Linked DNA regions of Mus musculus: region 1 is linked to region 2. The links are chromatin contacts, found by Hi-C in ENCODE. All regions are on one chromosome and are shown on one strand. The core of a region is the stretch at or near the end of the contact, and the rest is flanking DNA. Distances in the headings are between cores, read along the strand shown. Region 1 holds the start of Rtkn2 (rhotekin 2). Region 2 has its middle 20 kb from the start of Zfp365.

Region 1 (2,700 bases), core at 84-2,583, 47 kb after region 2:
TCATTACAGACTGCAAAAGTAAGAGGAAAAGCACTCCTAACTGGATAGCAGCTTCTAGAATCACCTAGTCCAGAGCCTCTCAACCAGGCACTTATCCATTTGAGAGGAAGGAATATATACATATACATATATATATACACACACACACACATATATGTATGTATACACACATATATAAACATACATGTATATATCATATATATTTATATGCATATAAACATATGTATATATTTATACGTATATGCATATATATTTATACATATATGCGTATATATACATACACACAAATTTTCCCTCCCCCCCTCTGTATTCAGTGTAGGGGGGCGGTATGCCCATGTCCTGGCGCATATGTAGATATTACTTTTGGGAGCTGGTTCTCTCCTTCCACCACTTGGATCCTGGGGATTGGAACTTAGGCGGGGAGGTTTGGCATTAGGTGGGCACCATTCCTTGCTGAGCCATCTCACTGGCACACTCAGTTTCTTTTTAAGAAGTCCATCTTTCAACTGACTGCTTTAACAAGGAGGTCTGTAAGTAAGATGACCATATCATTGAAAGTCCACTTTGGAACAAGTGAGATGTCCCCAAAATAAACAGGGTCATTCTGTTTATAAAAGGAGCCTTGCCCAGGCCTTTAATGAGGGTGGTGTAGGAGAGTTGATTTGGTAGAGTCTTCCCTCAGGAGGAAAATGTCCAAAGCCCTACACATTTCCGGTACAAGATATGTCAAGGGGTAATTTTAAACACTTTACAAGGGTGTGTACATCCTCTAATTAAAAGTCTAAGCTGGATAGTTCAGTGGTGGACCAGTTGCTCACTGTGCTTAAGGCCTCGAGTTCAGCATTTCAGCATCTCCCCTTCCTCTTTCTTAATAAAAGCCTGTGCTAATAACGACCAGGCTTCTGGATAGTGTTGTCTGCTGTCACTTTAGAAGCGAACAAACCCGGGGACAGAAGTACTCGCAAAATGTGTCTGTCTGCCCAGCCTTCAAGAGCATGATCTTTGAGTGCAGCCATGTTTGAGAGACAGATAATGGATCCTTATATCCCTGATTGGTCTGTCGGGTCCGGTCAGTTCATGCCTTTAAACAACTTCGGGCGGGATGCAAGAAGAAGGCGCACTTTAAACCTGACAAGAAAACCACCTGCCAAAGATTTCTATGGCGAGCCTTCTCTAAGGCTCCACCCCGCCCACCAGTTGAGGCCCCGCCCACTAGCCGACAAAACCCAGGCGGGTTCAGGCCCCGCCTGCCACAGACCCCACCCACCCGGACTTGCTCTTCGTATTTAGGCCCCGCCTACCACACAACAGGCCCCGCCCACTCCCCGCCCTCGCTTAAGCCCTGCGGTAGCAGAGGGTCTGTTCAGAGTCTCGGGTCTCCGTGCTGTTTTAAAGACAGAGAGGCTCCTAGTACGCTTGCGCGGCGTCGTGGGCCGGGTTCCCCTGCAGACCAGACTTGGTACGGCCGAGCGGTTGGTGCAATCTGCAGCTGCAGCCCTGGGGCGCGCTTTTCAAATCGGCCGTGCCTTGCACCGAGATGGAGGGGCAGCTGCTGAGGGGTCTCGCCGCGCAGCAGGTGAGCGAGGCAGGGGACTGGAGAGCTGCAGCCTGGGCCGAGACCGAGAGCCGGGCGAGCTCCGCGGCTTGCACGCCTGAAGGGTGCACCGAAGGAGGAGAGCGAGGCCGGGGGCAACAGGAGGACGCCGGGGCCCATCCCACCTGCCGGTCTTCCAAGGCTTGCAGGGGAGGTGATGCTCCGGGAGTCGGTGCTCGAGTTGCTCCCCGGCCCGCGCAGCTGGGCGTGTAATGCAAGGTGCTGCTTGTAGCCGTGTGAGCCAGCATCAAACTGTGGGGCGCCGCGGGGTGAACGCTCAAATGGCATGTTCTTAGCTTTCCAGGAAGGTGTAAGTTTAAACATGGATACATGCACAAATACTAGGAAAAAAGGAGGACGAATCCAGTGTTTGTTTGTTTTTTAGCTATCTAAAATATGTTCAAAATCTTTTACACTTAGTGTAGTCGAGAATATTTCTTGGGAACCCCAGTCAAGTGTTAAAAGTATTCTTCCTGTTCATTATTTTAGTATTTTAATGAAAAGAAACCCCTTATATCCTTGTAGCGACATCTTCATTTTAATTTTAATTTTCACCTCTTACCGGCTCCTGAAGTATAGTAGTTCGAACCATATACTCTTGCCAGATTTGTGGGTCGAGGCGAATACTGCAGGATCATAGAATTTCTTTAGTAGATGCAGTATTGTTAGGAAGTCCTCTGTAATTCTCTGGAATGTTGAGCCAGGCTTTGTTTGAGTTATTGTGCAAACCATATTAGTAGTCACAAGACGTGTTTGCTACAAACATACACAAAACTTTCAACTTTCTTGTGAAATATTTCTTATTTTTGTTATGTATTCTAGGTATCCTATTTGCCTTTGTCAAAGGGTAGCCTTGAACTCCTAAAACTCCTCTTGCCTCCACTTTCCTACTATGGACTTTATAGGGCTGCCACACCGAGCCTGACTTAAGATGGAGTGGAGCTGGGTTCTAACCCAGTGCCTTGTGCATTCTAGACAAGCCCTCAATCAGCAGAGCCACACCCCACGCCTATGTTGATGGTTAACACAGCCTCTATTTCTACTGAACTAAATGGAGATCTGTTAAGTTTCTTTTTTTGTTGTTGTTGTTTTGTTGTTTTGTTTGT
Region 2 (2,874 bases), core at 31-2,530:
CATTCAGATCCTGAATTGGCCCCCTCCCTGAGCACTCACAAAATAAAGCTTGCATTTTTAAGCTTCTGTATCTGAAGTGAGTTTTCTCAGCTTCCACCCTGAACTCAACAGAGCAAGAAGCTGAGAAATGACCATCTTCAACCACGGGGAGAAAGCAGTGAGAGCAAACTGGAAGGAATGGGGCAGGGTTATAAACTCCCAGAGCCCTGCTCGGGGGTAAGCTTCTTGTCTCAAGGCTGTATTCCTAAAGGTTCCATAAGCTTCCCTAAACAGCGCCACCAAGTGGTGACTAAGTGTTCATGTCCCAAGCCTATGGGAGATATTTTTTATTCAAACCACCATTTAAAAAAATCCAGATGCTTAAAAAATTAACCCCATGGTATTCAGCAATCACTGAAAACTTGGTAGGCATAGAAGGGTGAGAAAATGTGAAAACCAAGAGAAACAGCAGAAACCGATTTAGAAATATAACAGATGGTATGGTTGGATAGTCTAAAGACTTCAAAGCCTTAAGACTAAATGCTCAAGGACTTAAGGACTTAATGCAACCATAATGGGGGAAAACACAGAAGTTATAAATTGAACCAAATATAACTCTTGTGCCTAAGATATACAATACATGAAATATAAGCTCACTGAATAAAGTTATATTATAACAAATATAAAACAGGGGTAAGAATTAAGTAAGAATGAATTCTCACTGACCCCAGAGGTAGTAGCCATTATGTGGTCAGAGACCCAGAAAAGAAAGGAGACAAAGAAAGAAGAAATATGAAATAATAACTATTTTTTTCAAATTTGGCAAAATGTATAAACACACATATCTAGGTTATTTTTCATTTCTAGAATGTATTCTAAATCAAATCCAATAAAGGCAAACTCATGTAGAAGAGGAGCTGCACTGTACCATAAATGAATAGTATTTCCCAGCCAAATTCACCCTTCAGTGTGTGCTGGTGAGGCTTGGAAGGGGTCTTTATAAGCATTTATAAATATTATCTATATAAGTATTGCAGTAAACACAGTATAAAGCTTTATCACGAGTGGGGCTGGAGGGATGGGGCAGGGATATAAACTCCCAGAGCCCTCCCTCAGTGGTAAGATTCTTCTCTCAAGGCCCATTACCTTCCCTAAACAGCGCCACCAAGAGGGGACTAAGTGTTCATGGACTTAAGCCTATGGAGAACCTGTCTTCAGGATACAGTGTCCGCTGTTTTCTTTCCTCAGATTGCAGCAGTACCGTGTGCCAGAGGGACGTGCTCAGAAACATCCCGAGCTCCCGCAAGTAGCAGCAGCACCCAGTCCTCCAGAGAGCTTGCAGCCCAGCTCCTGCGCGGGCTGGAAGCTCTTGCCTCTCCAACAAGAGCTCCTTTAACAAAACTATCTTTTATTGAGTGTGTCCACCCCGCATCCCGCACCCCGCACCCCGCACCCCGCATCCCGCACCCCGCACCCCAGCCTTAGATGTCTTTCCACGTTCTCCTTATGAGTCACTGGCTCGGTCTTGCTGCTTTTAAAATTCTCTTCTCTTTGACAGATTAACACTGACGGATTGGGTGCGGAATCATTAAATGTAGTCTGCTTGGGATTTGTTGAGCGTCGCATTTGTTGCTCAACGTTTTTCCAGCAACTTTGAGACATTTTTGCTCTGATTTCTTTGACTTGTGCTCTCTACCGCTCCTCACTCCCGGGAATCCCACGTTGTGGATTTGGTGATGACTCACAGTCACTTCTAAGACTCTTCACTTTTCTGTACTATTTTTATCCTTGGGTCTGCCCAACCGAATGGACTTTGCTGGTTTCACAGCTCATCAAATCTTTTTTTTTTTTTTAATAGTGTACGTGCTAGGGTATATATGTGTTTACATGTACGTGCCTGTCCATAAAGGCCAGAAGACAGCATCAGGTTCTCTGGAGCTGGTGCCACGGGTAGTTATGGGCTGTCCTATTTAGATGCTGGAAACTGAACTTGGATCTTCTTCAAGAGCAGTATGCACTCTTAACCTCTGAGCCCTTTCTCCAACCCCTAACTAATACCTTACAAACTGCTCTAATTACAGTGTATCTGGTCTTTGCTCTGCTCTGCTCTGCATTGATAACATTCATTGTCTTGGCAAAACATGTTCTTAACGCGTAATCATGTCACCCGTCCCACTGTGTGCGCACCCCCCCCTAATCAACCATGTCTCAGTCCCCTTCGACCATCTTATGTGTCACCTGTTTGCACCTGACACATTGCTACCCAGAATAAGGACTGTACTTCCACATCCTCTCAGCAGACGATGGATATTTGGTTCCCTTCAGAATGTAAGTGGAGATTTACTAACCTGGTTTCCTCTCTGAAGGGAACGGATTGGCTCTCTCCTCTCTTCCCATCTTCTCATTGGTCAGCATATATGCACTCTGACCTAAGGCATCCTCTGCCTGGTGCTGCCAGGACAAAAGCAGGCAGCTCCTTCAGGAAGGAGGAATCCAGACTGAGAAACCAAGATGGGAGCCACTACATTTAGGTACAGGTTGGCACATTAGAAGCCTTTACCTGCTGTTTTGAAACTTGTTGCTATGGGAACAGAATCAATTCTGTTGGCTTACATGTTTTGTTTAGCTGAGCTCTCACACTGCTGTGGCAGAGGAGAGTCCTTGCGAGTGAGATTCCATTTCACCCTATGGTAGCTCCTGGGGTTACCACAGCAAATTGCCTTATTGGATGGCTAAAGTCACAGAAATCGATTTTTCTTACAGAACTTGAAGTCCAGGAGTCCAGAGTTAAAGTATCCACAGGACTCCAGGGTATCCTAAACCTTCCTTTGGCTTCCACAGACACCCACACACATGTATAAACACGCACGCACATACACACATATAATACATGTA

Evidence for each region. Hi-C counts contacts between places; a loop is a spot of excess contacts on that map.
Region 1: a map of left cerebral cortex shows a loop between it and region 2 (2.2-fold over the local background). The contact joins the promoter of Rtkn2 here to the enhancer-like site in region 2. A Hi-C loop is called at or near these places in 1 of 37 maps with a recorded cell type or tissue (left cerebral cortex).

The regions. Positions count from the first base shown.
Region 1 is chr10:67,978,237-67,980,936 of GRCm38, forward strand. It overlaps Rtkn2 (rhotekin 2), which reads left to right and starts at 1,334. Exons shown (of 12, transcript NM_001359319.1): 1 at 1,334-1,576. The coding sequence starts at 1,538.
Region 2 is chr10:67,931,253-67,934,126 of GRCm38, forward strand. No RefSeq gene overlaps it. Among named protein-coding and RNA genes, the nearest start is that of Zfp365, 20 kb to the left of the region's middle. Within about 2 kb of position 1,281, at least 1 of the 3 ENCODE cell types and tissues checked has a DNase peak (open chromatin) inside an H3K27ac peak, as active enhancers do; it is left cerebral cortex, where a contact is called at or near this core.